2 separate regions of the Homo sapiens genome follow, and region 1 is linked to region 2. The links are chromatin loops, found by intact Hi-C in ENCODE. Cell type or tissue: sigmoid colon. All regions are shown on one strand. Links, peaks and the distances in the headings refer to the core of each region. The heading gives the core; the rest is flanking DNA. Region 1 overlaps LOC105376311 (a long non-coding RNA gene). Region 2 overlaps COL5A1 (collagen type V alpha 1 chain).

Region 1 (11,367 bases), core at 2,088-10,087, 190 kb before region 2:
ATCATGAGGCTCAGGCCACGCAATCTGCTTGGCTGTGGAGTGAAGCCAGTGCAGAGATGTGGGGGTGGGAGAGCATGGGGTGGCGTCCGCTCGGAGGTAGGAGGGTAGGGCGAGGGCTTCAGCCCCACCTGGGACTCCTGCCAGCACCTCGTGCCCCAGGCTTCGTGGTTGGGGGGCACACGGGAGTCCTTGTGGGCTGGTTGGTTTCTGATGCGTTTTCTGTCTCTTTGTCGCGGCTGAACTCTGCCTCCTCCTCTTATGGACATGTCAGTTATAGAGCCCCTTGGTGCCTTTTTTTTCTGCCTCAAGACAGAGGACAGCTTGAAGAGCAAAGGTGACAATTGTGCTGGAAGAAGGGAAAACATAATCCTTTACAACTACTCAACCATAAAAGCCCAGACAGGCAGGAGGTTTGCACTGTGGGTGAAACGGGCTGCTGGTGTGGTGGGATGGGGGCCTCTGGTCAGCTGGGCCACCTGGCATCAGTCTGTGGGTGGGTTGCCCGGCCCTGCCCCACCTCTGGAAGATTCTACATCTGTGTAGGTTGCAGGTCTAGAGTCTGTCCCCAGCGTCTCCACGGTAATGGTTTTCATTCCCTGTCACTCAAAGCTCCTTTTAAGTAGAAAAGAATAAAAAGTTTGAAAAGGAGAAAGGAGGATTCCCACTTTAGGTCCATTTGGCCCCTGACCTCGGCTTTAGAGGGCGCCGGTGCTCGGAGGTCTCTGCTGGCTACGAAGAAGTGGGGTTGGGGGGCTGCCTCTGCCTCCTACCTGTCCCCCGGCCACCTTCCTATGAGGCCATCAATGCCCTGGAAGCCTGCAGCTGCTGCAGTGTCCCTGGTCTGCCCACTTCTTCCCAGGTTCCCTCTGAGATCTGCCCTTCCCCCCACAGCGGGCTGCCAGTCTGACCCAGTCACTCCTCAGCTGGAAACCCTCCAGGTGAAGCACAGAGTTGGGGCCTAAAGCCCGCCTTCCAGCCCTGGGCAAGCCGGGCCACTCCTCTGTCCCTGGATGCCCGCCTCAGCAGGGCCGCCTCCCCTTTGGGTGTTTTGTCCCCAGAGTTTCTAATTCAAACCTTTCCTGACTCCCTTCCACCTGGTCCTCTCTTCCTCATCCCTCAGAGCAGGGCTGAGACCCCAGAGACCCTGGCTGGGTCGCGGGCCCCTCTGCACGCCCCCCATCCCCCTGCCCCCTTGGAGCTGCAATGCAGGTGTCCACTTTCCTCACTGGGCTGTGACGTCCCTGAGGGCCCCGGCCTCCCCTCCCTGTTCCCAGGGCTTGGCCCAGTGTAGATGTCCAGTGGGCATCAGGGTGGACGCCATGGTGACAGCTTAGATGCATTTTTGGAGATTGTGATGGTGGTGTTGGGGCCAGGGAGGAGGAACCCCCGTGAGCACACAAGCTGACAGCCCCATGGCCACAGAAAATACACAAGGCCCTTTTCCTCAGTTGTGGCCCCAATTCCAGAGTCAACACCAATAGGTGGGCTCCTTCCTGGGCCTTGGGGAAGCCAGTCTGGGACCTAGGTGGCCAGTTAGTTCTGGGTTTGCAGCCTCGGCTCCTGGAGACCCCGCTGTAGGCAGAGCTCCTGTTCTGTGCTGGAAGTTTGAGTCCTTTGTGGAGGACACAGTGGGGGAGATGGAGGATGGTTTATGATGCTCTGTGCCCCTCCTGGGCAAGGGGATGCCAGGGCTGGTGAGCACATGGGGTAGGAGCTGAGGCATTGTGGGGGTCCTGGCCATGTCTCTCACTTGTGAGGACCTGACACTCACCGGGGCCAGCTCTTGTGGATGACATCGGTGTCATGAGCTCTGATGGGACATCATGGGGCTTCCTGGATAGGAAGGGAGTCCTGCCGGCCTCTTGGGGGTAGAGCCGGCAGCCTCTGCCTCTCCTGGAGGCCCCGGTGTCATGCCTCAGCTCTTCCCCACACCTCTGCGCTGCTCACCCAGCCGCCCCCTCCCATTAGTGCCCACTCTGCACCACACGCGCCTCTGCCCGGCTCACCCAGCCGCCCCCCCATTAGTGCCCACTCTGCACCACACGCGCCTCTGCCCCGCTCACCCAGCCTCCCCCCCATTAGTGCCCACTCTGCACCACACGCGCCTCTGCCCCGCTCACCCAGCCTCCCCCCCATTAGTGCCCACTCTGCACCACACGCGCCTCTGCCCGGCTCACCCAGCCTCCCCCCCATTAGTGCCCACTCTGCACCACACGCACCTCTGCCCCGCTCACCCAGCCGCCCCCTCATTAGTGCCCACTCTGCACCACACGCGCCTCTGCCCCGCTCACCCAGCCTCCCCCCCATTAGTGCCCACTCTGCGCCACACGCGCCTCTGCCCCGCTCACCCAGCCGCCCCCTCATTAGTGCCCACTCTGCACCACACGCGCCTCTGCCCCGCTCACCCAGCCGCCCCCTCATTAGTGCCCACTCTGCACCACACGCGCCTCTGCCCGGCTCACCCAGCCTCCCCCCCATTAGTGCCCACTCTGCACCACACGCGCCTCTGCCCCGCTCACCCAGCCTCCCCCCCATTAGTGCCCACTCTGCACCACACGCGCCTCTGCCCGGCTCACCCAGCCGCCCCCCCATTAGTGCCCACTCTGCACCACACGCGCCTCTGCCCCGCTCACCCAGCCTCCCCCCCATTAGTGCCCACTCTGCACCACACGCGCCTCTGCCCCGCTCACCCAGCCTCCCCCCCATTAGTGCCCACTCTGCACCACACGCGCCTCTGCCCGGCTCACCCAGCCGCCCCCCCATTAGTGCCCACTCTGCACCACACGCGCCTCTGCCCCGCTCACCCAGCCTCCCCCCCATTAGTGCCCACTCTGCACCACACGCGCCTCTGCCCCGCTCACCCAGCCTCCCCCCCATTAGTGCCCACTCTGCACCACACGCGCCTCTGCCCGGCTCACCCAGCCGCCCCCCCATTAGTGCCCACTCTGCACCACACGCGCCTCTGCCCCGCTCACCCAGCCTCCCCCCCATTAGTGCCCACTCTGCACCACACGCGCCTCTGCCCGGCTCACCCAGCCGCCCCCCCATTAGTGCCCACTCTGCACCACACGCGCCTCTGCCCCGCTCACCCAGCCTCCCCCCCATTAGTGCCCACTCTGCACCACACGCGCCTCTGCCCCGCTCACCCAGCCTCCCCCCCATTAGTGCCCACTCTGCACCACACGCGCCTCTGCCCGGCTCACCCAGCCGCCCCCCCATTAGTGCCCACTCTGCACCACACGCACCTCTGCCCCGCTCACCCAGCCGCCCCCTCATTAGTGCCCACTCTGCGCCACACGCGCCTCTGCCCGGCTCACCCAGCCTCCCCCCCATTAGTGCCCACTCTGCGCCACACGCGCCTCTGCCCCGCTCACCCAGCCGCCCCCTCATTAGTGCCCACTCTGCACCACACGCGCCTCTGCCCCGCTCACCCAGCCGCCCCCTCATTAGTGCCCACTCTGCGCCACACGCGCCTCTGCCCGGCTCACCCAGCCTCCCCCCCATTAGTGCCCACTCTGCACCACACGCGCCTCTGCCCCGCTCACCCAGCCTCCCCCCCATTAGTGCCCACTCTGCACCACACGCGCCTCTGCCCGGCTCACCCAGCCGCCCCCCCATTAGTGCCCACTCTGCACCACACGCGCCTCTGCCCGGCTCACCCAGCCTCCCCCCCATTAGTGCCCACTCTGCACCACACGCGCCTCTGCCCCGCTCACCCAGCCTCCCCCCCATTAGTGCCCACTCTGCACCACACGCGCCTCTGCCCGGCTCACCCAGCCGCCCCCCCATTAGTGCCCACTCTGCACCACACGCGCCTCTGCCCCGCTCACCCAGCCTCCCCCCCATTAGTGCCCACTCTGCACCACACGCGCCTCTGCCCCGCTCACCCAGCCTCCCCCCCATTAGTGCCCACTCTGCGCCACACGCGCCTCTGCCCCGCTCACCCAGCCGCCCCCTCATTAGTGCCCACTCTGCACCACACGCGCCTCTGCCCCGCTCACCCAGCCGCCCCCTCATTAGTGCCCACTCTGCGCCACACGCGCCTCTGCCCCGCTCACCCAGCCGCCCCCTCATTAGTGCCCACTCTGCGCCACACGCGCCTCTGCCCCGCTCACCCAGCCGCCCCCTCATTAGTGCCCACTCTGCGCCACACGCGCCTCTGCCCCGCTCACCCAGCCGCCCCCTCATTAGTGCCCACTCTGCGCCACACGCGCCTCTGCCCCGCTCAGCCAGCCGCCCCCTCATTAGTGCCCACTCTGCGCCACACGCGCCTCTGCCCCGCTCACCCAGCCGCCCCCTCATTAGTGCCCACTCTGCGCCACACGCGCCTCTGCCCCGCTCACCCAGCCGCCCCCTCATTAGTGCCCACTCTGCACCATACGCGCCTCTGCCCCGCTCACCCAGCCGCCCCTCCATTAGTGCCCACTCTGTGCCACATGTGCCACTGCCCATGTCCCTTGCTTCAGTTCCAATGGGCCTACTGGCCTCGGATCCCTTGTCCACTCCAGGTCTGCACTTGGGAGATGGGGTCACCTGGTGCTGGGCCCCTGAAGTATGCCGATGACCTGGGCCCTGCAGAAGTGTCCAGCTTGGGGAGGCGGGAAGCAAAGCAGAGCTCCGGGGTGGCCTTTGATTTTCTACTTCCCCCAGCCCCATTCCAGGGACCCCTCCACCCTGCTACACCCACCTGCATGCAGGGACATGAGCCGAGAGCCCAGAGGGGACCCGTGAGAAGGGAGGGAGGAAAGTGAGAAGACTCCGGTACCAGCAGCCTGGAGTTACACTGGGACAACCAGACGCTCCAGGGTGCATCAGCAGAGGACGACCCTGTCCCTGAGCAGCTCCCAGGCGGCTCTGCCATCCTGGAGGCCCCTGGGGCGCTGTCCTATCAGCACCAAGCAGCTGTGCTCCCAAACTCTGGGGCGTGCAGCCTCAGGGCAAGGTGGCTTTGGGTGGCTGATGGTGCCCCCTCAGGGACTCTGAGCAGGTCTGAATCTTTCTGAGCCCTTGTTTCTTTAGGTACAAAGCAGAGATGCTTACCTGCCAGATGGAAGGTCTGGGGGAGGGGAAGGGACTTCAGAACACGCCGCTGGGGCATAAAATTATTTTGTGCAGGAGGCATTTGAGTTTCAGAAACCCCTTATCTGAATAAAAGCAGAGCCCCCCAAAAGAACTAGAAATAACTCAACTGCTGTACATCCCTCCCTGGAGTGGCCAGGGAAGATGGACTCTTATCATAGTCAGTGACGAGAAACCTCCATAGCACACGGATACGGGCGTGGTCCCAGAGCCACGCTACCCCAAATCTGTCCACCTCAGGGCCCATTTACCTTTCCAAAAAGCCATTCGTTTTCCTGTGTGTGCCCTTCTCCTTCTCCCCTGATTTTTGTGTACCTCTAAGAGGATATGTAAGCCCCAGATTCTAACCACTCCTCTGAATCCCATTTTCCTGTGGTCTCCCATGTACATTTCTACATGAAAACATTTTTTTCCTCTTCCTAATCTGCCTCTTGTCAGTTTAATTTGCAGGACACAGTGGCATCATCAGAGATGGCAGAGCTCTTTCACTCCATGGGAACTGCTCTTGGAGCCCCTGGCCCCTTGAGGGGACCTGAGACTCGGGGAGGAGGGAGGTCTGCTTATGTCAGGGTGGGGCTGGGCTGACCTGTCTCCATGCACATCAGGCAGCCTGGGTCCTGTCTCAGCCTGGCCAGCATGATCGACTCCTATTCCCACGTCCGAGCCCTTTGCAGGTATTACCTCCTTTCCAGAAGGGGCTGCTGCCTTTTGTTGCTCTTCCTAAATCAGGTCCTGGGCCAGGTAGTTTAGGAGCAATGAGGTCCTTAATGTTTATGGCCCCGTGCCCTCCTTCACAGGTGGGGGAGCTGAGGGTTTAGAGGGATGGCGCGACTTCCCCCGAGTGCCCCAGCAGGATATGAGGCCAGGCTGCTACATCCATCCCAGGACCCTAGGGCCCTGCAGGCGGAGGCTGGGACCTCTGCACCCACCTCAAAGGCCTGTCCATTTGCAGGGCGGGACTGCCCACGAGGCTGGGCCTGATCCAGCTCCAGACACCAACCCCATGGAATCCCAGTTCCACCTGGGGCAGCCTGTGATGAGCAGGTCACCTCACCTCTCCAAGCCTTGGTTTTATGTCTGTAAAGTAGAGGCAATGTTATCCCTCGCTGCACAGGGTTGATGCAACGGGGCAAGAAATAAGGTGGGGGAGACAGGCTGCCTGCGTTCCCCCCAACACGCATGCTCCCTCAGGAACCCGATGCCTGTGCAGCCTTGCCAGGCTAGCACGGGGACCTGCCTCTCAGAGGCAAGACCCAGAATGCACCCATAGTATGGCCACTTGATCTGGGACCCTGGCAACCTCCTCCCCTGTCTCTGGGCCTCAGTTTCTCCCCCTGCACCACGGGGGGCTACGCTAGTTGACTGGAGCCCCTTCTTGGCCCAGTTTGTGCAGAGCATGAAACCAGTCACCCGGGTGTCCTGCTGGCCTCCCAGACCATGCGATGCTGCTGGTTAGCAACCACAGAAACAAACGCATCAAGAGGCATTCCTTGGCTTTAAAAAGAGGCCGTTTGAAGAGGCAGGCCGGCCTCCCCCGCCCGGTGTGCCCGGCATCTGGGAGGGGCAGGGCTGGGAAGGTGATGAGTGCATGGCAGCCAGACCTTGGCTGGCCGGAGGAGGCCGGCGGGCTGGGGCCCTGGCTTTGGTCAGGCTTGTTTTATGTCAGGGTGACTTGGGCCGTGGAGGAGCCGCCGTCTTGCCAAAACAATGTTTAAAACATCTCGGAAAATGTGCAGCCACTTCTTTTCCACGGGATTCATGCCGAGTCTTCCTGGCTTGTTGGGGAGGGTTGAGGACTGGCCAGGAGGGAGTGAAGAGGGCGGCCACAGGAAAAAGAGTGAGAGACTTTAGACTGAGGCAGGGGCCTGTCCCTGCCCTGCCTGCCCTCCCTGTCTCTTCTCTCCCTGTCCCCCACCCCTCACCACCCACCCCAGGAAGTCAAAACTCTGTCTCTGTTTCTCTCGCCACCCCAGGCCACCCTAGGAAGTGGGCACTAAACCCATTTCACAGATGGGCAGCCACAGTGCTGGGGTAGGAAATGAGGATTCTGACCCACCCAGCGTGGGGGCTGGGAGCTGGATCGGCTACAGAATGTGTAGAGCCTCTGCAAAGAGAAAACAGAGGTCCCACATTCCAGATGGAAATAACTAAGAATTTTAAGAGGGCAACAACAAAGCATTAAACCAACTACAAGACCCTCCTGAGCCTGGGTTCTCACGAGCCGGGGTCCTCCTGAGCCTGGGTCCTCCTAAGCCTGGGATCCTCCTGAGCCTGGGTCCTCCTGAGCCTGGGGCCCTCCTAAGTCAGGGTCCTCCTGAGCCTGGATCCTCCTGAGCCTGGGTTCCTCCTGAGCCTGGGTCCTTCCATGTCAGGGTCCTCCTGAACTGGGGTCCTCCTGAGCCTGGGTCCTCCTGAGCATGGGTCCTCCTGAGCCTGGGTCCTCCTGAGCATGGGTCCTCCTGAGCCTGGGAACTTCTGAGCCTCGGGTCTTCCTGAGTCAGGGTCCTTCTGATCCTGGGTCCTCCTAAGTCTGGGGTCCTCCTGAGCCTGGGTCCTCCTGAGCCTGGGGCCCTCCTGAGCCTGGGGTCCTCCTGAGCCTGAGTCCTCCTGAGCCTGGGGTCCTCCTGAGCCTGGGTCCTCCTGAGCATGGGTCCTCCTGAGCCTGGGAACTTCTGAGCCTGGGGTCTTCCTGAGTCAGGGTCCTTCTGATCCTGGGTCCTCCTAAGTCTGGGGTCCTCCTGAGCCTGTGTCCTCCTGAGCCTGGGGCCCTCCTGAGCCTGGGGTCCTCCTGAGCCTGAGTCCTCCTGAGCCTGGGGTCCTCCTGAGCCTGGGTCCTCCTGAGCCTGGGGTCCTCCTGAGTCAGGGTCCTCCTGAGTTGGGGTCCTCCTGAGCCTGGGACCCTCCTAAGTCAGAGTCCTCCTGAGCCTGGGTCCTTCTGTGTCAGGGTCCTCCTGAACTGGGGTCCTCCTGAGCCTGGCAACTCCTGAGCCTGGGTCCTCCTGAAGCTGGGCCCTCCTGAATCAGGGTCCTCCTGAGTTGGGGTCTTTCTGAGCCTGGGTCCCTCCTGAGCCCAGGTCCTCCTGAGCCTGGGACCCTCCTGAGTAAGGGTCCTCCTGAGCCTCAGTCCTTCTGTGTCAGGGTCCTCCTGAACTGGAGTCCTCCAGAGCCTGGAAACTCCTGAGCCTGGGCCCTCCTGAGTCAGGGTCCTCCTGAGCCTGGGACCTCCTGAGCCTGGGAACTCCTGAACCTGGGGTCCTCCTGAGTCAGGGTCCTCCTGAGTTGGGGTCCTCTTGAGCCTGGGGTTCTCCTGAGCCTGGGACCCTCCTAAGTGAGAGTCCTCCTGAGCCTGGGTCCTTCCATGTCAGGGTCCTCCTGAACTGGGGTCCTCCTGAGCCTGGGTCCTCCTGAGCATGGGTCCTTCTGAGCCTGGAAACTTCTGAGCCTGGGGTCTTCCTGAGTCAGGGTCCTTCTGATCCTGGGTCCTCCTAAGTCTGGGGTCCTCCTGAGCCTGGGTCCTCCTGAGCCTGGGGCCCTCCTGAGTCAGGGTCCTCCTGAGCCTGGGTCCTCCTGAACCTGGGGTCCTCCTGAGCCTGGGTCCTCCTGAGCCTGGGCCCTCCTAAGTCAGGATCCTCCTGAGCCTGGGTCCTCCTGAGCCTGGGTCCTCCTGAAGCTGAGTCCTCCTGAGTCAGGGTCCTCCTGAGTTGGGGTCCTCCTGAGCCTGGGTCCTCCTAAGCCTGGGAACTCCTAAACCTGGGTCATCCTGAGCCTGGTAACTCCTGAGCCTGGGGTCCTCCTGAGCCCGGGGCCCTCCTGAGTCTGGGGTCCTCCTGAGCCTGGGGTCCTCCTGAGCCTGAGGCCCTCCTAAGTCGGGGTCCTCCTGAGCCTGTGTCCTCCTGAACCTGAGGCCCTCCTAAGTCAGGGTCCTCCTGAGCCTGTGTCCTCCTGAGCCTGTGGCCCTCCTGAACCTGGGTCCTACTGAGCCTGGGTCCTCCTGATCCTGGGATCCTCCTGAGCCTGAGTCCTCCTGAGCCTGGGGTCCTCCTGAGCCTGGGTCCTCCTGAGTCGGGGTCCTCCTGAGCCTGGGATCCTCTTCAGCCTGGGACCCTCCTGAACCTGAATAGTCCTGAGCTTGGCTCTTCCTGAGCCTGGAATCCTCCTGAGCCTGGGGCCCTCCTGAGTTGGGGCCCTCCTGAGTTGGGGGTCCTCCTGAGCCTGGGTCTTCCTGAGCCTCGGTCCTTCTGAGTCATGGTCCTCCTGAGCTAGGGTCCTCCTGAGCCTGGGTCCTCCTAAGCTTGGGTCCTCCTGAGTCAGGGTCCTCCTGAGCCTGGGGTCCTCCTGAGCCTGGGGTCCTCCTGAGCCTGGGACCCTCCTGAGTCAGGGTCCTCCTGAGCCTGGGTCCTTCTGAGTCAAGGTCCTCCTGAGCTGGGGTGCTCCTGAGCCTTGGTCCTCCTGAGCCTGGGTCTTTCTGAGCCTGGGACCTTCCTGAGCCTGGGTCCTCCTGAGCCTGGGTCCTCCTGAGCCTGGGTCCTCCTGAACTTGTCCTTCTGTGATTCAGGTCTTCTTGAGCTCAGCCCCTCCTGAGTGTGGTCTCTTTGGGACAGTGGGGACACAGCCTGTTGGTCTGTAGCCTTGCTCACCCCGATGACTGCTCAGACCCGCTCTTCATTAGTGGTGGGGCGGTGCAGAGGTCTTGGCTGTGCTTGGCCCTCCGGCTGGCTGCAGGGAGCTTTGGCAGAATCCTCTAGCCTCCTGCCTGGCTGTCCCTGAGGGGTGGGAGCCAGACTGGGCATGAGCCCTGTGGGTGGCTGCCCCAGCCCTGGAGTTGCTGACAGTAGTGGGCAGGAGAGGCTTTCTGGGCGGGGACCTGGCCCCTGCAGCCCCAGAGGTCAGTCAGAGGTGGGAGGCTGGCTGGGGTGGAGACGCCTTCCTTGGTGGTGTTGCAGGCCTTGGGCTTGGAGGAGCCATCTGAGTCTCAGTGCCTGCCTTGGTGGGGCAGGGGTGGCCTGGCCCTGCCCCTTTGGAGCTACTCGCCCGGGGCAGGTCGCTCTGCGCCTCTGGGAGCCCCAGTTCCCCGCTGGCAATTTGGAGCCCTGGGGGCCCTGGCCCACCCCACTCCCAGGGCCCCTCCACTCTCAGTTTTTCCCAAGGAAAGCCTGGGTGGTCTGAGGCCTGGCCTTCCCCCTTTGAGGGTCCGAAGAGTCCCTGATCATGGCCAGGGCCGGGCTCACTACAGATGCCACTTCCACGTTCCCTGAGTGCCTCCTGTGTATGCATGGCCCTGGGCTCCTGGCTCCTTCTCCCTTGGGCGTGGAGGAGGTGGCAGGTCCACCCTCTCCCAGGTGAGGCCCCAGTGTTGAGTCTCACACCCCGGGTCACAGCACGGTGGGACTCCGGCTTGGACTCTCAACTTCACCCCCATCTCCAGGGGGCTGGCGAGTGGATAAGTACACCCCTCCCCAGGCGGGAGGGACACAGAGCTAGGGCTCCAGCTTCCAACCAGAGGTTCAGAGGGGGCCTACAGAGGAAGCTGACCCTCACAGCGCCACAGCCCTGGCCAAGGTGCACAGCGTCCCATTTTCCGTGTCCCCTGGGAGGCCCAGTCCCCCTCCTGGAAGATGCCTGGCCCTAAGTTGCTGTCTTCTTATTCAAATGGACTTCTGTTGGCTCATACGGTCCCATCAGCTGCAGTGGATGTTTTGCATAATGACGATTTGGAACTCAACCTATTCTACTAGAATGTCCAATTTAATGCCAATTAAGTCTGGAATTGAATGATGTTCTCTGGGAATCCTGCACAGATGAGCCTCAGTGGCGCTGGCTGCAGAGACCGTGATCACTCACTTTGGCTTCTTGGAACCGCCCTAGCACAGGGCTGTGGGCTCCCTCACCTGGCCTGGCCCTCGGGCTACCCCTGCCACTGCCTTGATGGGAGAAGCCGCTGGATGGGCAGCCTCACGTGTGCTGGAAGAAGTCCTGGCCTGGAGGTTCGGAGGCAAGGCAGGCTGGGAGGTGCTCCTGCTGATGTGGATGGCTCTGCCTCCCTTCCTTTCTCACTTCCACCTCCTCTTCCCAGCCCACAGGCCTGTCCCACACCTGTTCCAGGAAGCCTGCCTGGACTGCCCTCCATCCGGAGTCTCCGACGTCTCCGTGCCTGTTCTGGTGAGGTCGTTCCATGCTGGAACCTCTCTGGCTTTTGCAGAGAAGCTCTGAGGTCCTCTGGCTGACTTGCGTTCATCCTGAAAACATTAGGCTCCGGGTGGCCCAGTCTGTGTGCCGGAGTGTGGCGTG
Region 2 (11,367 bases), core at 1,147-9,146:
AATGTGTGACCAGGCTGGACTCAGCCCGAAGGCTGTGGGTGAGGACCCAGAGGGTGCCATGGGTGCTGTGCCCACCAGGCTGTCCTATGGCACGTGGGCTTGTCAGAGCCTCTGGCACCTGCAGCAGGGCTCCCCTGTCCTGCCCTCCTTGAATGTCCTGGCACAGAGGGCTGGTACCAAGACAGCAGCTGCACTGCCATTTTGCAGAGGGTTGGAGTTCTCTGGGTCTGTAACCCTGGCCCGGAGTTGCCTGGTGTTTTCTGGGATTGACTGGAAGCAAAGGAGGGTGGGCAGGTCCAGCTTCCTGCAGGGTGGGGCTTTGCAGGGCTCACCACCGGATGCCAGAGGATGCCGGAGCTTGGAGCCTGGGACCCTCACAGTGGACAGGTGCAGGAGCCCCGGGGCCCCACCTTGCAGCTTCAGATTGAGGGTCTGAGGTGGAGCCTGGGGCCTGCGGCTCCTCGTCCTGCCCGCCCAGTGCAGCGGCAGTGACCAGTTGAGGGTACTTTGGGAAACTCTGAGCAGAGGAGGGTGGGGGCCTGTGCCTCCCTCCAGCCCTCTGTCCTTCTGCAGAGCCTGTCCCTATCACCAGCTCACAGTCACCTCTTGGACTTTTGCAAAGAGAGCTCAGGGGATGAGGAGGGAAGCAGTGATTCTCAGGGACACCGGGAGCTTCGGAGGCCGAGAGAGCAGGTTTGAACTCCTGGCTGTGGGATCTCCAACATGTTACTTAACCTCTCTGATCTGAGGCAGCTTATCTGCATATCAGAGGCAATAGCACCACCTACCTGGACTGGCAGCTGTGAGGATCTAAGGAAGCAATACTGGTGTGGATGCAAAGCCCTAGGTGTGCCCGGTGTGCAGGACATCGTCCCGTGCAGTGCAAGCACCAGGTGCACTCGTGGTATTGATAACGATGCCTGCTGCTTTTATTGGGATGGTCGCAGATGGTATCATATAATTCTTATTAGAGATGGCTGTTATTTTACATGGCTGTTAATACGGAGGTTGGGAGGCAGTAATTGTAACTTTTATAAAGTGTGAAAGAAGGACTAAAGCTGCTGTTTGCAGCTTCAGGCCCAGCCAGGGACCTCAGAGGATGCTAAATGGTTGGCACAAAAGGGCCAGAGGTTCCAATTGGCAGGGCAAGGGGTGTACATTATAGATAATATGGGGGACGGGGCAGGGGGTGCACTTTATAGATAATATGGGGGGGTGAGACAGGGGGTGCAGTTTATAGATAATATGGGGGACGGGGCAGGGGGTGCACTTTATAGATAATATGGGGGGGTGAGACAGGGGGTGCAGTTTATAGATAATATGGGGGGTGGGGCAGGGGGTGTAGTTAATAGATAATATGGGGGTCAGGGCGGGGGTGCAGTTTATAGATAATATGGGGGCAGGGTAGGGGGTGTAGTTTATAGATAATATGGGGGTTGGGGCAGGGGGTGCAGTTTATAGATAATATGGGGGCAGGGTAGGGGGTGTAGTTTATAGATAATATAGGGGTCGGGGCAGGGGGTGCAATTTATAGATAATACAGGGGTGGGGTAGAGGGGTGCAGTTTATAGATAATATGGGGGTGGGGTGTAGGTGTAGTTTATAGATAATATGGGGGCTGGGGTAGGGGGTGAAGTTTATAGATAATATGGGGGTGGGGTGGGGGTGTAGTTTATAGATAATATGGGGGTGGGGTGGGGGTGTAGTTTATAGATAATATGGGGGTGGGGTGTAGGTGTAGTTTATAGATAATATGGGGGTGGGGTGGGAGTGTAGTTTATAGATAATATGGGGGTGGGGTGGGGGTGTAGTTTATAGATAATATGGGGGTGGTGTAGGGGGTGTAGTTTATAGATAATATGGAGGGTGGGTTGGGGGTGTAGTTTATAGATAATATGGGGGGTGGGGTAGGGGGTGCAGTTTATAGATAATATGGGGGGTGAGGGCTGTGGAACCTTCCTCTGTATTCAGTTCCCAGGAGCTTCTCCAGATGAGTTTCCTTTGCCCGGGGGTGCCAGGCCTGACGGGGAAGGGCAGGGGGTGGGACAGGACCTGCCTGGACTCCTGGAGAGGACTCTGATGTCTTCTGGGGAGGGGGCACAGAGTCAGTGGCCTGGCTTATGGCCTGGGGGCCGTTTGGCAGATGAATAAGCTCAGACTTAGAAGGTGTGGGTTCCTGGTGTCACAGGCTGGTGAGGAGTGGGGAGACCAGGCCTGGGAGTCCTGGCCTGTCGGGTGGGCTTCACTGACGAGGGATGGGCCGGGCACGGAGATGCTGCTGGCTATGGCGGACTGCACTCGGAGTCCTGTCGCTGGGGAAAGCAACCCTGCCCGTCTCTTGCCACCGTCAGGGGACGGTGTTCAAAACTGGGTCTTTTCTCAGCCTCAGTGGGCTGGAGGGGTCCCAGGCTTTCTAATGCAGGGGCTTTCTGCCCAGGGCAGGCTCTGAGGACCAATGTTCACCCTACAACCGTGGTGGTGGGCAGCTCGCCCCTCTGTGAGCAGGCAGCACCCACGCTGGGAGGTTCTGGACCCCGGCCTCCGCAGCCCATAGGTTTCACCATTACCCTGAAAATCTCCTTGCTCACCAGTGATAAAGGAAAGCAGCTCCGAAGTGCAGACACCCGCTCCCTCTTTCTTTCCTTTTCTGGCTGCCCGGGTCTCCAGTTCTGCTGGGACAGCCCTGGGAGGGGCAGCCCAAGCCAAGCCTGCATGTGCCCCCGCCCCTGCACGTCCCCCCGCCCCTGCTGGGCCTGTCCTTGCACGCCCTGGGCCCCTTCACATGCATACGCTCCCACCTCCCCTTCCTGCAGCTAGGGCCTGGCCGATTACAAACAGCTGCCTAGCCCTCAAGCAGGATTTGCAGGCCCCGGAGAGGGGCTATAGTCCGAGGGCAGTGTGGGCCTAAAGGCATGTCGGGGGTCTTAATGGAAGCCGACGCCCCTCTTGTACCCTGCCCGGCTTCTGTCCCCTGGAGGGTGGCGGGGGGTGGGGCAGGCACCCTGTGGTTGTGCGGAGAGCAGCTGGGAGGCTCTGGCTCCAGGCCTGGAGGGGAGGGGCTGCTGGGCTCCAGGTGGGCTCTGGGGTCCTGGCCCTCTTCAAGGTCTCTCCGGAGCCCGGAAACTGAAATGTCAGTTAAGGTAGAAATTCACATGAGACATACGAGGGAGGGGTTCGCTGAGACTTTTCTCTGCAGGTGAAGAGTAGGACTCTCTGGGACTTGTCTTCTTCTGACCTGACCCCAAGTGCCTTCACACTGTGTTTTATCCCGATGGCCTCTGTGTAAGGCAGGAGGTGTCATCCCATTTTACAGGTGAGAAGCAGGCTCAGAGGCCCTGCAGCTAGGAAGTGGCAGAGTTAGGCCTTTAAAATAGCCTTTGAGGCCGGGTGTGGTGGCTCAGGCCTGTAATCCCAGCACTTTGGGAGGCTGAAGCGGGTGGATCACAAGGTCAGGAATTTGAGACTGGCCAATATGGTGAAACCCTGTCTCTACTAAAAATACAAAAAACTTAGCCGGGCGTGATGGTGCATGCCTGTAATCCCAGCTACTTGGGAGGCTGAGGCAGGAGAATTGCTTGAACCTGGGCGGCAGAGGTTGCAGTGAGCCGAGATGGCGCCATTGCACTCTAGCCTGAGCGACAGAGACTCCATCTCAAAACAATAATAATAATCATAATCATAAAAAAGCCTTTGAGTTGTGGGCATTTGATTCTGTCCAGCTGCTTGGGAACATGCCTGATATGAGTCCAGGCCTTCCGAGAGTGCCAAGTAGCCAAGGAAGGTGGGGTTTTGGTCCCTATCTGAAGGACGGTTGCACTTTTTTTCTTTGGGGTCTTCATCCCTGCAGTAGGCACTGAGAGAGAGGAGCAGGAGGAATGTGAAGTCCGGTGACCCCACCAACAACCCTCTGTCCTCCCTGCCCTCCTGCATCACCATGGCCCTGGTGGCGGGTCTCAGGAGGGAGCGGGGCCTTTTGGATCCTGTCACTCAGCAGCCTCTTCCAAAGCCCACAGAGCCGTGGGCTCCACAGGCGCCCCGAGTACCGTCCTCGATGAGATCTGCGGATTAGATCTGGAGCCTGTGCCCAGCTGTGTGTGCACTGTTTGCTTAAGGGGGTGAGCTGCCCTGGTCTGAGTCAGTTTTTCCATTTTAGCGGGAAGGAAAGAGTGATAGGGGAGGATTATCGCCAGGTAGGTGCTGCCTGTTTAGTTTCAGCCGACACACGGCCAAGGAGAAATGGGGCCCAGCAAGCCAGATGCTATAGCAGATAAGGCGCAGGCGGGCCAGGGGTAGAAATGGACCAGATGTTTCAGGAACTGAGCTGGAATAGCATCACAAAACCCCTCCTGGGTCAGGGACCTGGGCCACGATCCACATCTTTAAACCATCAGCATTTCAGAAAAGAAAAATGCAAACTCTGAGAGAAGCAGTGCCCCAGGCCTGATTTCCAAGTCCACCCTTTATCCTATTAGCAGAACGATGTGTTCTATGTGCCATGAGAGTCCTCAGGTTTGCCAAGGACCAGGCTCAAAAGAGTTTTACTCTTGGTTTTCACTTAAAATGGACCATGAGTCCTAAAGAATTGTCAAAGTCCTCTGAAGATTCGCTACCTGGGTAACTCACCTACGCCTACTGTATGCCCCAGACAGATTCTATTAGGAAAAGTTAGGAAGTTTCAATTTATTAGAAACCAGTGGAATAGAGATGCTGCTGCATATGTGGTCTTAGGCATTTCTAGTTTCAGGTCACCTCAGTAGCCAGAATTCACTGTAAACAGTGGTAACCCAAAGCCCTAGTTCATGCTCATGACATCAAAGCCTCAAACTTCAGTGTCTAGCTAGAGACCAGTGGTGGGAGTGGTGCCCCTGGAGGTTAAGGAGGGTATTGCATCCCAGCTCTACTAGACATTGTGAAAACCTAGGCTTGGCCTGGGTTGTACTAGAGTACTCATGGTGCGACCTCAAAACCATAACTTTCTTCTGTGCCTCAGTTTCTTCATGTGTAAAATGGAGCTGATGATGTCTCTCTACCTCATAGATTTGTGGTGAGCATCTAAGGAGGCACAGTTTAGATCTCTATAGAAACAGGCAAGGTCTCTTTGAGTTCTTCTTGCATCTCAGAGTGCCTGCCACTGTGAGGTGCTCAGTGAATGGTCACTGGGTTGAATTGTGAGTGCTTTGTAAACTCAGAGGGTGCTGACCAGCCCAGAGAATTGCTATGTTTTGAAGTAGCTCTCTGAAGTGGGGTGGAGAGCAGATGTTAGAAGCTGTGAACCATGCACCTGGGTTCTTTTAGGGGAGGATGGAAGGTACCAGAAGAGTGATCTCAGCTTACCACACCCACCACTGGCTGGCAGAGGTGGGGTATGCTGGGTTTGCTGACCCCAAAGAGGCTGGGTGGGAGAGGAAGCCGAGAGTTGCCTAGGGTGGCCTGGGGAGTTTGGTTGGGGAAGTGTCGGGGACACTATTCTCGGTGCTGCATCCAGGGAAGCTGCCCATCAGCCTTCCTTGGATTGGGATCTTTGGGATCAGGGATTCACTAATTGTCCCACATCTGACATTAATCTGGGCTCAGCCATGTGTTGCTGAGCTTCACACAGCTGTTTGCACCACCCCAGATCTTTCAAGGGGTCCCCAAGCAGATGACCAGTTTGCAGCAGGGCGTGTGTGTGAGGTACAGGAGCCTCCAGTCCTGTGGGCAGATGCTGACGGATGGGCTGATGGCTCCCAGCACCAACTGCTTTCTGTCGGTGACTTTCACTCCACCCACCAGTCCTGTGAGGTCAGTACGGTTCTCCTGACTCTGTGAGGACGTGCCCAGTTGACTTGGCCAATAGGGAGCAGAGCTGAGACTTGGTGGCTCTCTTAGACGCCAGTGTCCCCTCTGTGCTGCACCCATACCCCCCTCCCCATGCAACCCTGCCCAGCCCACTGCATCTTCCTGAGAGTTTTCCCAGATGTCACCCAGCACCTTCTTAGCTGTAATCTCTCCAGGCCCTTTCAACCTAAATGTCTTTAATTCTGGGATCAATCATCTCACCCTATAAATGACTCCCAGGAGCTCTTCCAGCTGTGCTCCAGAATTCCTTAAGCAGTGCCAACCTCGCTGTTCCTCCGACCGCTTCTTCCCTTTCCAGCCCTTCCCTCCAGCGGCTTCTGTTCTCTAGGATGCTAAGGCGAGTCCCAGGATGGCATTCAACTGGACACGGATGCCAGTGTTGTGAGTGCTCCATGCTGAAAGCCGCCTTCTCTGGGGCGGTTACTCACGCAGAGGCGGGAACCTGACTCTGTGCCTGTCTGTTGGCTTCCGTAATCCAGCCCTCCCTGTGCTGAGTTTAAGCCCAAATGAAATTACTGGGCTCTAAGTATGTGCCTTTCTCCATAAAATGTGATGCCTGGTCAATATCTTGGCCAAAAAAAAAAAAAAAAAAAAATTCCTCTGAAGGAGGGTAGTCTGGTCTCTTTCTAGTCACTTGTGAAAATATTTCCTGATCTGATCTCTGCAGTCGTGTACGCGGCCAGCACATAACTGCCCCCAGGCAGGGCCCTGACTTCCAGGCCGCTCAGGGCAGCTACCCTCCCTGGGATATGTCAAGCTGAGGGCTTCGCACATTCTTCTCTGACAACTCAGCTGGTTTCCAGCCCAGTCCGGCTGCCTCCTTCTTTTCCACTTTGACTTTCCTAACAGCCTGGGAAGCTCTGAAGCCTGTGTTTTCAGGCCTGCCGGTGCCAGTGGAGCTGGCCTAGGCCTCCCCAGCACCCTTCCTGACCCCTACGTAGATGCCCAGTGCTGCCTGCCAAGGACTTTGAATCTCTCCAGTGGGGACATTCCGCGCTCCTTGGGTGATGGGAGGCTGAGGGTAGAAGTGAGGGTTGATTTAAGAGAGCAGCCCAGATGGAAGGGCCTCTGGGGGTTGTTCTCCACCCTCATGCTCTGCAGCCCATATCTCTCCTCTGATCTCTCTCCCGGCCTCAGCTTTCACAGCTCTAGAGTGAGGTGGGGACATGGACGGCTGCCAGCTTGGATGGGGACGGGCTAACTCGCATGAAACCCTCTGGGCTGCAAAGCGATGCTCTGAATCTGTTGTTAATTACATCTTCCTCGGGCCGCAAGTTCTGCACCAGAGTTGGTCACTCTAAACCTGGGGCTGTTAGCTATAGTAGAACCTCATCTGCCTCGTTAGCAGAGACCGATGAGTGTTTGCTGCACAGCTACTGCCTGCTCTGTGAGCCTCCATGTTTGGAAATTTACTAAAAATACTGCCTTTGCATTCAACTCGCCACACATTTCTGTGAGCATGTACGATGTCAAAGGCCCTGTGGGTGGCTTTGCTGAGGGGGTGGTTGAAGAGACCATGTTCTCAAAATGAAGTTCGACGTTTCCTGAACAACTGTTCTCTGCACGTTGCTGTGCTGGGTGCATCCATCGGACGCAGCCCCTATCTGGAAGGAGGGCCGTGTGGGCCAAGAAAGAAGAGAGGATGCCTGGCCTGACCTGGGCTGGCCCTGAGGCTTTGAACACCTGGGCTCCTCATCCTGGAGTCAGTGTGTGGTGGCCGGGGGCCTGTCCCAGAACGTAGCACACTTCTCCTCTCTGCTGTCCCCATACTGTCCTGATAGCCTAAGAGGGTGAAGGGCTGGGGCTGGGGGAGGGAGTGTGGCCCAGGTGTTCAGAGGCCTCGGGAGTCTGCTGGGGAGGTGCAAGGAGGCCGCCCTGGCCAACCTGGCAGGGCTGGGAGGCCATGGGCACTTGAGGGGGGAGGATAAATGTCACTTGAGCATTTTCCTCCTCCTCCAGTTCCTTCTTTAATATCTATTTTTAATGAAAATAATACATTTCATTATAGTCATTTTGGAAAACACCAAAAAGTATAAAGAAGAAAATAAAAATGACTGTAAACCCAGATTCTCCCAAACCCAGATTATGAATACAGAGAAGAAAGTACAGAGGGAAATGCGTTGTGGTGGCGGATGGGGAACGCCTAGACCATCCCTAGGCCTCTGCCCTGAGGACTTGGACTTGGACTTTGTCATGCCACATTAGAGTGCAGGCATTCTCTTTCATTCACGACAGCTGTCAAAAGTCTAATTTAAAGTGTCGCCTATTGGATATTGGGGTGGCTCCCCCTTTTTGATACTGCAAGGGCAGGGGTGTTGAGGAAGCTTGCTGTGGCGGGTCACCAGAGCTGCCACCACCGGAGGGTGCTAGAGGCCTTCTTGGGCTCTCCAGGGGGAAGGGAACATCTTGGGGGTGCTGGGCAAGCAGCAGACCCCCTGCCCACCCTCGGGAATCAGTCAGCTGGTGGGAAGGCAGAGCTTTTGCCCTTTAAAGCCAGGGCACTGGCAGAAATGTAGGGTTTGGTAAAGACAGCCTGTCATGTTGGCTGGGAAAGACAGGATTCATCATTGAACTGGGCTAGAGTGTTGCAGAATCCGTCTGGGAAAAAAAGATTGGATCCTGCCCTACTCTTCTACCAAAATGCATTCCAGATGGATCTGAGATGCGAACTTTAAAAATGAAACCATAAAACTACTAGAAGAAAACATGGGAGGCCAGGTTTTACAGTCTTGGGATGGGAAGCTTTTCCGAGTATGACGTAAGCCCCTGCAGTTATAAAAGAAAACAGTTTGACCCCATAAAAGTCAAGATTTTCTATCTGGCCAAAAGAAAAGCAAAAAAACAACTGGTCACCGTAAGAAGAGAATCTACACCTATCTGACGGAAAGGGGGTCGACCTGCAAGGAACTCCCACTGATCAGTCAGAAAAGTCCAGCAAACAAACACCAAGATGGCCGACACACATGGCAAGTTCTCAGGAAGGAAAATACAGGTGACTTTTAAACATGTGAGAAGATGTTAGACTTTACTCACAAGGAGAGAATGGAGGTGAATCCCCAGGGAGAGGCACTGCTCCCTCGGCCAGATGGACAGAGAACAGAAGCTGAGAGTCTGTGACACTGGCTCCTGTGAGGGGCAGTGGGTGTTCCCATGGTGCCTTCTCTGAAAGGCATTTGGCAATATCTATCCAAGCATTAAAACACATGTACTTGGCCGGGCATGGTGGCTCATGCCTATATTTCCAGCACTTTGGGAGGCTGAGGAGGGTGGATCAACTGAGCCCAGGAGTTCGAGACCAGCCTGGCCAACATGATGAAACTCCATCTCTACTAAAAATACAAAAACTAGAGCTGGGCACGGTGGCTCACGCCTGTAATTCCAGCACTTTGGGAGGCTGAGGCAGACAGATCACTTGAGGTCAGGAGTTCGAGACCAGCCTGGCCAACATGGTGGAACCCTGTCTCTGCTGAAAATACAAAAATTAGCCAGGTGTGGTGGCGGGCGTCTGTAATCCCAGCTGCTCAGGAGGCTGAGGCAGGAGAATCACGTGAACCCTGGAGACGGAGGTTGCAGTGAGCCGAGATCATGCCACTGCACTCCAGCCTGGGCGACAGAGAGAGACTCCGTCTCAAAACAAACAAACAAGCAAACAAAAACACACATACTCTTTGACCAGCATCTCCAGTTCCCAGAATGTTTCCTGCAGATATACGTGTGTGTGGAGAACCGCTGTGCAGCACTGTCTGGAAGGGCGAGAGCCGTTTAGGTGGGTTACCATGCAGAACAAAACAAGCACAGCAGCTAAGAAGATGAAGTTTTCATTTGCTGAGGTACACCAATCTCCAAGATATGTTAAGTAAAGCAAAGCAGAATGAAGAATGTTCGTCGTAATGGATCCATCTCTACTCAAAGAAAAGACACACAAATCTAGGCTTGTCTATGATTATTGAAAAGGGATGCATACAAATTGGGACTCGTGTGTAGTTTCTGTAGAGTGGACGGCTGGGTGCACAGGCTGCAGGTCTCTCCTGAATCTTTTGAAAGGGGTTGAATGCGTTGTTGTTCAGCAGGTGGGTCTTTGGAAGGTGGACAGTTGTGTGTGCACAACACAGAGCAGGGACAGGGACGTGGGGCTGGCGGCTCTGGGAGCTGAGAACCTTTCCAGCAAGCAAGCAGCTGGCCTTTGGCTGAAATGACTTAGTCAATTAAAACAACTTGTGGTCTTAAAAAATAAAAAGGCCAGGCATGGTGGTTCACGCCTCTAATCCCAGCACTTTGGGAGGCCAAGGCAGGTGGATCACCTGAGGTCAGGAGTTCAAGACCAGCCTGACCAATATAGTGAAACCCCGTCTCTACTAAAAATACAAAAACTAGCTGGTGTGGTGGCACATGCCTGTGGTCCCAGCTACTTGGGAGGCTGAGACAGGAGAATCGCTTGAACCCGGGAGGCGGAGGTTGCAGTGAGCCGAGATCGCGCCACTGCACTCCAGCCTGGGTGACAGAGCGAGACTCCATCTCGAAATAAAATAAAATAAAAATAAAAAAAGGACAAAGACAGGAAACAAGATCAACCCAGGCAGAGGCTGGATTGACTATATATGATCACTCAGTAATGCTCCGAAAATAGGAGTGTGCCCCTGTAGATGCTCAGAACTGAAACTGTCGTTGCCATCCTTCATCCACTCATTTTACAGGTGGGGAACCTGAGGCTGGTACCTACCTCTCCTGGTGTCACTTAGTAAACTGGGGGCAGAGAAACTGGCACGGGGTCCCTGGGCTCAGCACAGGCTCCTGGGGCCATTCTGCTCAGGCCCATGGCCTTCTTCTCTGGAGAGTGGCTTTTGGCCTCAGGCGAGTCTGTCCAGAAAGGAGAATTCTCTTCTTGGGGAGGCTCTGGGCCTTGGGTGTCAGTGGGCATGAGCAGGCTTCAGGGGACTCGTTCTCAAAGGCACACAGGTTGGGCTGGCCAGGGACAGTCCCAGCCTGGCATGCGTCTTCCTCTTCTCTCTCCTGGATGACTGAGAGCTCGTGAAGGTCAAGGCCTTTGCCTCTCTTGTTTGGCCTCAGGGTGGGGTAAGCTAGTTTGTCCTTTCTCTACCAGGGGGCTCCCTCACTGGGGGTGCCTGGAGGATGGAGTGTGGCTAGCCCATCGTGACCCTTTTCTTCTGCCAGCGGGTATGGGGACACAAACCTGGGCTGGCCTTGATTCAGCACTGAGTCTGTGAGATTTGGGGGAGTAGACTCTTTGGGACTCAGTTTCTTCACCTGTGCGATAGGGTAAAACATTTTGGTCCTTCATTAAATTCACTATTTTCTTCTTTCACGGTATACATGTTGAGCTGCCTTTGCAAAATAACTCACATCTCCTCGAGGATGGGGATGACATGACCCCAGTGCTGATGACAGGGTGATGACACATAACCATTTTTTGATTACTTCCTGTGGGTCTGGCATTGATCTCTAGACATTATGTTTCAGTCATCGGGCATAATGACGAGCTTGTTTTAGAAAAGAGGAACATGAAGGAAA

What was found. A loop is a pair of places that touch in the nucleus more often than their neighbours do. Peaks named below come from ENCODE experiments on the same cell type or tissue, not always from the same donor. Only the 100,000 strongest peaks of a DNase experiment are listed, where the experiment ranks them.
Region 1: a loop joins it to region 2, with 1.9 times the contacts of the local background. A loop is called at or near these places in 2 of 110 quality-filtered maps.

What each region holds. Positions count from the first base shown.
Region 1 is chr9:134,462,550-134,473,916 of GRCh38, forward strand. The region is part of intron 1 of LOC105376311 (a long non-coding RNA gene); the gene reads left to right. Among named protein-coding and RNA genes, the nearest start is that of MIR4669, 89 kb to the left of the region's middle. In sigmoid colon, for the core only: no CTCF peak of the experiment used is centred there; a DNase peak (open chromatin) is centred at 6,772.
Region 2 is chr9:134,655,731-134,667,097 of GRCh38, forward strand. The region is part of intron 1 of COL5A1 (collagen type V alpha 1 chain); the gene reads left to right. Among named protein-coding and RNA genes, the nearest start is that of COL5A1-AS1, 8.6 kb to the left of the region's middle. RefSeq lists enhancers at 1-793, 1,850-2,657. In sigmoid colon, for the core only: a CTCF peak has its summit at 4,894; DNase peaks (open chromatin) are centred at 4,271, 6,251, 6,631, 7,011 and 3 weaker places; H3K27ac peaks cover 1,805 bases.